2 separate regions of the Homo sapiens genome follow, and region 1 is linked to region 2. The links are chromatin contacts, found by Hi-C or POLR2A ChIA-PET in ENCODE. All regions are on one chromosome and are shown on one strand. The core of a region is the stretch at or near the end of the contact, and the rest is flanking DNA. Distances in the headings are between cores, read along the strand shown.

Region 1 (2,700 bases), core at 61-2,560, 910 kb after region 2:
TCCCCTAGTCAATGTATGAAACCAACTTTAAAATACAATTTACATACAGTAAAATTCAAACATTGAGTGTGTAGGTGAATGATTTGACAAATGTATACACCCTTGTAATTATCACTCCAATCAAGTTAGAAAACATTTCCATTTTCCTAGAAAGTTCCCTCAGTGGCATTGACTTTTACAGGCCACCTCAAAGCCTTTATACATGAGATGCAGGACATAAGTCAAGTTCTGATAAAAGGGGAGTCTGGTTTTTACAGACAACGAGGTAGATTCATAGAACTTACAGATGTGAGGTATCCTGCAAAGTAGCCTTCAGGGCATGGATGATTGCTAACTGGAGTGTTGTCTTGGTGGCAGGTGCATCAAACAGGGTGGCCCACTTAGGCCTTTCAAATCCATCAGTCCTTGCTCCTCTTGATAGTTGTGGTAAATGATATAGTCAGATGTCTTAAGTGAGTCTCTATGAACATTTAACTCCTGGAAGCTGACGTGTTTGGGCACAGGTGTTGTTGTTGTTTTTCCAGTTGGCTTTCTCTGAAGGAGGAGATATGGGAAAAAGCATGACTGGTTGGCTGTGATGATAGTGTTGAAGAACAAAACTTACTCCCCTCTGTGCTTACAGTATCGGCTGATACTGTGATATTTCCTTGAGAAGAAATGTCTGGTACATCTTTTAAGTACTAAAGGGGATATTTTTGGCCAGGAAAACACTTGCTAGTAACCTCATCAGAAAGTCTTGAAAATGAAGTTTGAGAAAGGAGAAAATACTCCAGATAGAGACCATTACATGGAGTAAAATTATAGTGACATAGAAGATCAGAAAAGGACATGTCTGTAATTCACAGCAGAACATGAAGAACAAATGCTGAAGGTGCTAGATGTTTCTGAATAAGTACCTGTGCTATTTTGACACAAGAAGGGTAAAGACAGCCTTTTGGGTGCCACTGAGGACTGGTGAGTTGGATTCATGGCTAGGCAATTGAGTGCTTACTAGATAAGCTTTGTGCTAAGTAAGCAGTCCTAATTCTTATAAAAATATTAAGACATTGACATGTATGGTCATTTGCCCCCAGTTTTTTCATGAAGAAACAGAGGCTGAAGAAGATTAAGTATTTTTAACTAGTAATCAGCTTTTAATCTTGACTTCTGCATGTCTCAGGGTAGGTAACATGACAGTGGTGTAACCTAGTTGCCGTTGTTTACTGATTTTACTCTGCTGCTCTCATATGCTGTGGCTTTCTTGCTCCTTGACTTCCCTGGGATTGTAGTGTGAGTGAGCTTGTTCAGTCTTACTACCTCCTGCACACAGAATTCAAAAGAGAGTGAGTCATGGCCACAGTTGGCAGGAATCTGTTATGTTACTCCATTAGCCACATGACACTTCTGCTTGTAACAAAATGACAGCGAAGTATAGCAACAGTTATCATACTCTTCTTCCAGTTATCCTTTTAGCTGATTTTAGTAGTCCTATACTTTACTAAGTTTTTATCAATTGTGCATAATGTCATTCATTTCATTTTTCGGTGTCTGCATCTCCTCTCAGTCTGTTCCATCAGCAAAGCCAACTTAAATTTTGTTTAATCTCATTGCAGCGCACCTATAGCAACAACCCCTTCCAGTTTCTTAGGCACTTGTCTTTCTCCTTTTATCTTCTTCAACATCCCTACTGCCATATGCATTCCAGCCTTGATAAATAATGTGCAGCTTCCAAAATGTCTAGTTCATATCTCCAAATCTCTCTTTTTCTGCCTGATATTCCTTTTTTTTGAAACAGAGTCTTGCTCTGTCGCCCAGGCTGGAATGCAGTGGTGCCATCTCAGCTCACTGCAAGCTCCACCTCCCAGTTTCACGCCATTCTCCTGCCTCAGCCTCCCGAGTAGCTGGGACTACAGGTGCCCGCCACCACGCCCCTGCCTGATATTCTTAGTGTCCCCTCTGGAAAGCTTCCTCAGGGCAGAGTTAGGTATTTTCATTTTGTGTGATGCTTTTCTTTGGGTAACTGGTTATTTTGGTTGTTGGTATTATGAATGAAGGTTTAGGGTCTAGACTTTAGGGTGATGACTACAGGTAGCCGGAGTGAGTTTCTTCCGCCTTTGCAAAGGTTTTTTTTGCCCAGTAGACTCCTTCCCTGAATGGGAAGGCTGATCTGTGTGAAGGGTGTTGATTGGCAAGCTTTACTTTACAGTGTGATGGAGGGAGTGGCAGCAGCCTCCAGTAAGATGGGCTTTGTTCTGGGACAACCAAACCCATTCAAGCACCTATCAGACTCCTGTGGAAGGTTTTGTTTCTTTAGAGAGTATTTCTTTGGCTTGAGGCTGCATTTAGAAGCAGCTACTATCTGTGGCTGTGTAGGCATCTGGATGGGAAGTGGGTGGGGTTGAGTAGCTATGGCTTTTCTATTCCTTAGGCAGTCTTTTTGCTTCATGCTCTCTTGCTCTGGTCTTCTGGAACCCTCTCTAGAGCTCCACCAGAAAGGATGGTGCCTAAAACATCTATTTCAGACTGCTCTTATGTTTATTCTTGGGTGGGGTGGCTTTTGCTTTTGCTTATTCATTTGCTTTGAATAGAATAAAAAAGTAATAACCCTTTTTCCTGAAAGGTAATAACCTGTTTCCTGAAACACATTTGCGCAGTCTGTCACTTTGAAATCCTGAACCAGAGGTTCTGTTGACAACTTTAACCATTTGAGATTTTTAAAAT
Region 2 (2,700 bases), core at 135-2,634:
TCCCAAAGTGCTAGGATTACAGGTGTGAGCCACTGAACCTGGCCAAATACATATTTTTTAATTTTAAAATTTTTTGTAGAGATAGTGGATCTTGCTTTGCTGCCTGTGCCTGGTCTCAAACTGCCAGCCTCAAGCCAGGAGTCTCATTCTGCTTTGGCCTCCCAAAGTGTTTGTTGTTTTTGTAAAGGAAGTGACTTTGGTAGAAATAGAGAGGCAATAAAATATAGAGATTCAGAATTCTTAGCAATGAGTTGGAGTCCAGTAGAATTGGGTATGTATCTCTGATGGAGCCGCTTACTCCCTGTGTGACCTTGGGCAAGTCGTCCCCCAGCAGCAACTTTGGTCTCCTCATCTGTAAAATGGGGATAATAGCACCTAACTCATAGGGTTATGGTGAAGAATAATGAGGTGGTGCATGAGAAATAGCCACAGCAAGTATCAATGACTCTAAGTGAGACCATCAGTATTACTTGATTAGCTGTAGGAAACTGTGTCAAAGTGGGACGGAGTTCATTCTGGAACTTGTTAAATGACTAGGCCTCTTTCATGTACTTAGATAGTTTCTCTTCTTGGGTATATTTCTTCCTGGGTATTGGGTAACACCAGTGAGTGCTCAGTTCAGTGTCTGGGCCCAGAAACCCATGCCTGGTTAGCATTGTCTTTTCTTCTGAGAAAGATCTGAACTTGCCATGGACTCTCTAGAAAAACCCCAGTGTACAAATTTTCTATGAAAAGCTAGAATTGATGATTATAATGAGTAAGTTGGCTCTTCCTTTTCCCATGTAGATTAGAAAACATGTTTTTAAATCTTCTAATTGAAATTATTCTTAAAAAACCCCAAAGTCTGACATGACTCCAACTATTGTTGTTTTCATCAATATCAATCCTATCAAATCAAAGTTTATTTTAGTGTGTAATTAACACATGTAGACTAGAAAAGTTTGCACTTTTTTATATCACAAAAAAGGTTAATTTTATTTTCTATGGAAAGCTAGAATTGATGATAATGAGTAAGTCAGCTCTTCTTTTTCCCATGTAGATTAGAAAACAGGTTTTTAAATCTTGTAGTTGAAATTATTCTTAAAAAACCCCAAATCATGACATGAATCCAACCATTCTTGTTTTTATCAATATTCACCCTATCAAATATAAAGTTTATTTTAGTGGGTAATTAACATGTGTAGATTAGCATAGCATATGTGTATTTATATAACAAAAAATGAATCAAAAGTTAATTTTATTTTGGGCAGTGTTCCCTAGAAACTTATAATATGGCCCCATGCACTTCAGGTTGAATTTTCTTAGTAAAATCATAAAGAGGTCCATTTTTTCAAAAAATCACCAAGTCAGGCTGCAAGTTTAGAGGTTACTTCTATTGTTTCACTTCTCTTTCTTCCCAGAAGCAGACCCCAGAGACCTGTGAGCCAAACTCCACTCACCTTTTAGCTTATTCTAAATGTGTCCTGCGGGCTTCTCTGTGAATAAAAGGCAGAGGCTTTTTGACTTCGTGTTTGATGATTTGGCTTTTTTCTTTTTTTTACCACCTGACGGGGGATTTCAGGCTCAATGTCCCAATCGAAATAAGAATCTTTGAGTGGGTTAACATTGAGTCTTAAAAAGGAGGGCTGATTTGTTGGAGAGGCAACAACGAATTCATTTTTCACTGTAGAGCACTCAGGAGGAGTCTGAAGCTTTGTCACTGGGCAACAGAATGCCTTTCTAAGTAAATATGGAAAATATGACCTTTGAAAATCTAGCTGATATGATATATAGATTCTTAGGATATAATTTTTAAAAAATATATTATTTCCAAGCACTAATGATACTCCAGAGATACTGCCCACAACCAGATGCAGCATGTTTATAGTGTATCTAGGCCAAAAAAAAAAAAAAAAAAAAAAAAAAATAGAAGATACAGAAGAAGGCAATTGGTCAAAAGATTAACTGAAGGTTTGAAAATAATTTTATACACATTTGTACTGTTGGGGTCTCTCTTCTCTCTGTCTCTGCTTATCCTTCTGTCTCTGTCTCTTTGTTTCCATCACACATGCACACACACACACGTGTATACACACACATATATGTAAGTAGATCAATATGTTATAATTTTCACAATACGCATCTTCTTTTGCTACTTTTCAGATACAGGTCATTAAATTACTAAGTATAATTTAAAATATATGGTCTGGCCTTTTAACTCTGCAGTTCAATTAATTCTTGGGTAGATAGGGGGATCTGCTGAAAAGTTTGTCTCTGACGCCTTCAAAGGTAAGTCCCTTATGTTCTGGCATTTGCTCTAATAACATGAATTCTTTGACTTCATTCATCCAATCTCTTCATTGAAATTGTGTGAAATTCCATAGATAGAATGTTAGCCTTTTTACAGAGAATACAACATCCACAGTGTTTACATATGGCATTTGGAGGTGTGATGGCTGCTTGAAAATCCAGTAGGAAATTTGTCTATTCACCACATACATTCATTTATTCATCCATCCATCCCTCCATTTATCCACCCACCTCTCTATTCATCATCCGTTTTTCTGTTTATCTATTTGTCCATCCATGCATCCATCCCTTCACTCCATTCTCCTTCTAAAAGTTCTTTTTTTTGAGACGGAGTCTTGCTCTGTCGCCCAGGCTGGAGTGCAGTGGTGCAATCTTTGGCTAACTGCAAGCTCCACCTCCCAGGTTCACGCC

Evidence for each region. Hi-C counts contacts between places; a loop is a spot of excess contacts on that map. ChIA-PET counts read pairs that join two places held with the same protein, here RNA polymerase II (POLR2A). Pooled maps may share reads with other maps.
Region 1: a pooled map shows a loop between it and region 2 (6-fold over the local background). The contact joins two enhancer-like sites. A Hi-C loop is called at or near these places in 4 of 37 single-sample maps with no recorded cell type and 6 of 50 pooled maps. POLR2A ChIA-PET finds 5 or more read pairs at or near these places in 2 of 52 experiments (activated CD4-positive, alpha-beta T cell and activated T-cell).

Annotation. Positions count from the first base shown.
Region 1 is chr16:24,747,126-24,749,825 of GRCh38, forward strand. The region is part of intron 2 of TNRC6A (trinucleotide repeat containing adaptor 6A); the gene reads left to right. Among named protein-coding and RNA genes, the nearest start is that of TNRC6A, 19 kb to the left of the region's middle. Within about 2 kb of position 1,311, at least 11 of the 41 ENCODE cell types and tissues checked have a DNase peak (open chromatin) inside an H3K27ac peak, as active enhancers do.
Region 2 is chr16:23,841,912-23,844,611 of GRCh38, forward strand. The region is part of intron 2 of PRKCB (protein kinase C beta); the gene reads left to right. Among named protein-coding and RNA genes, the nearest start is that of PRKCB, 7.3 kb to the left of the region's middle. RefSeq lists an enhancer at 257-306. Within about 2 kb of position 1,385, at least 3 of the 41 ENCODE cell types and tissues checked have a DNase peak (open chromatin) inside an H3K27ac peak, as active enhancers do.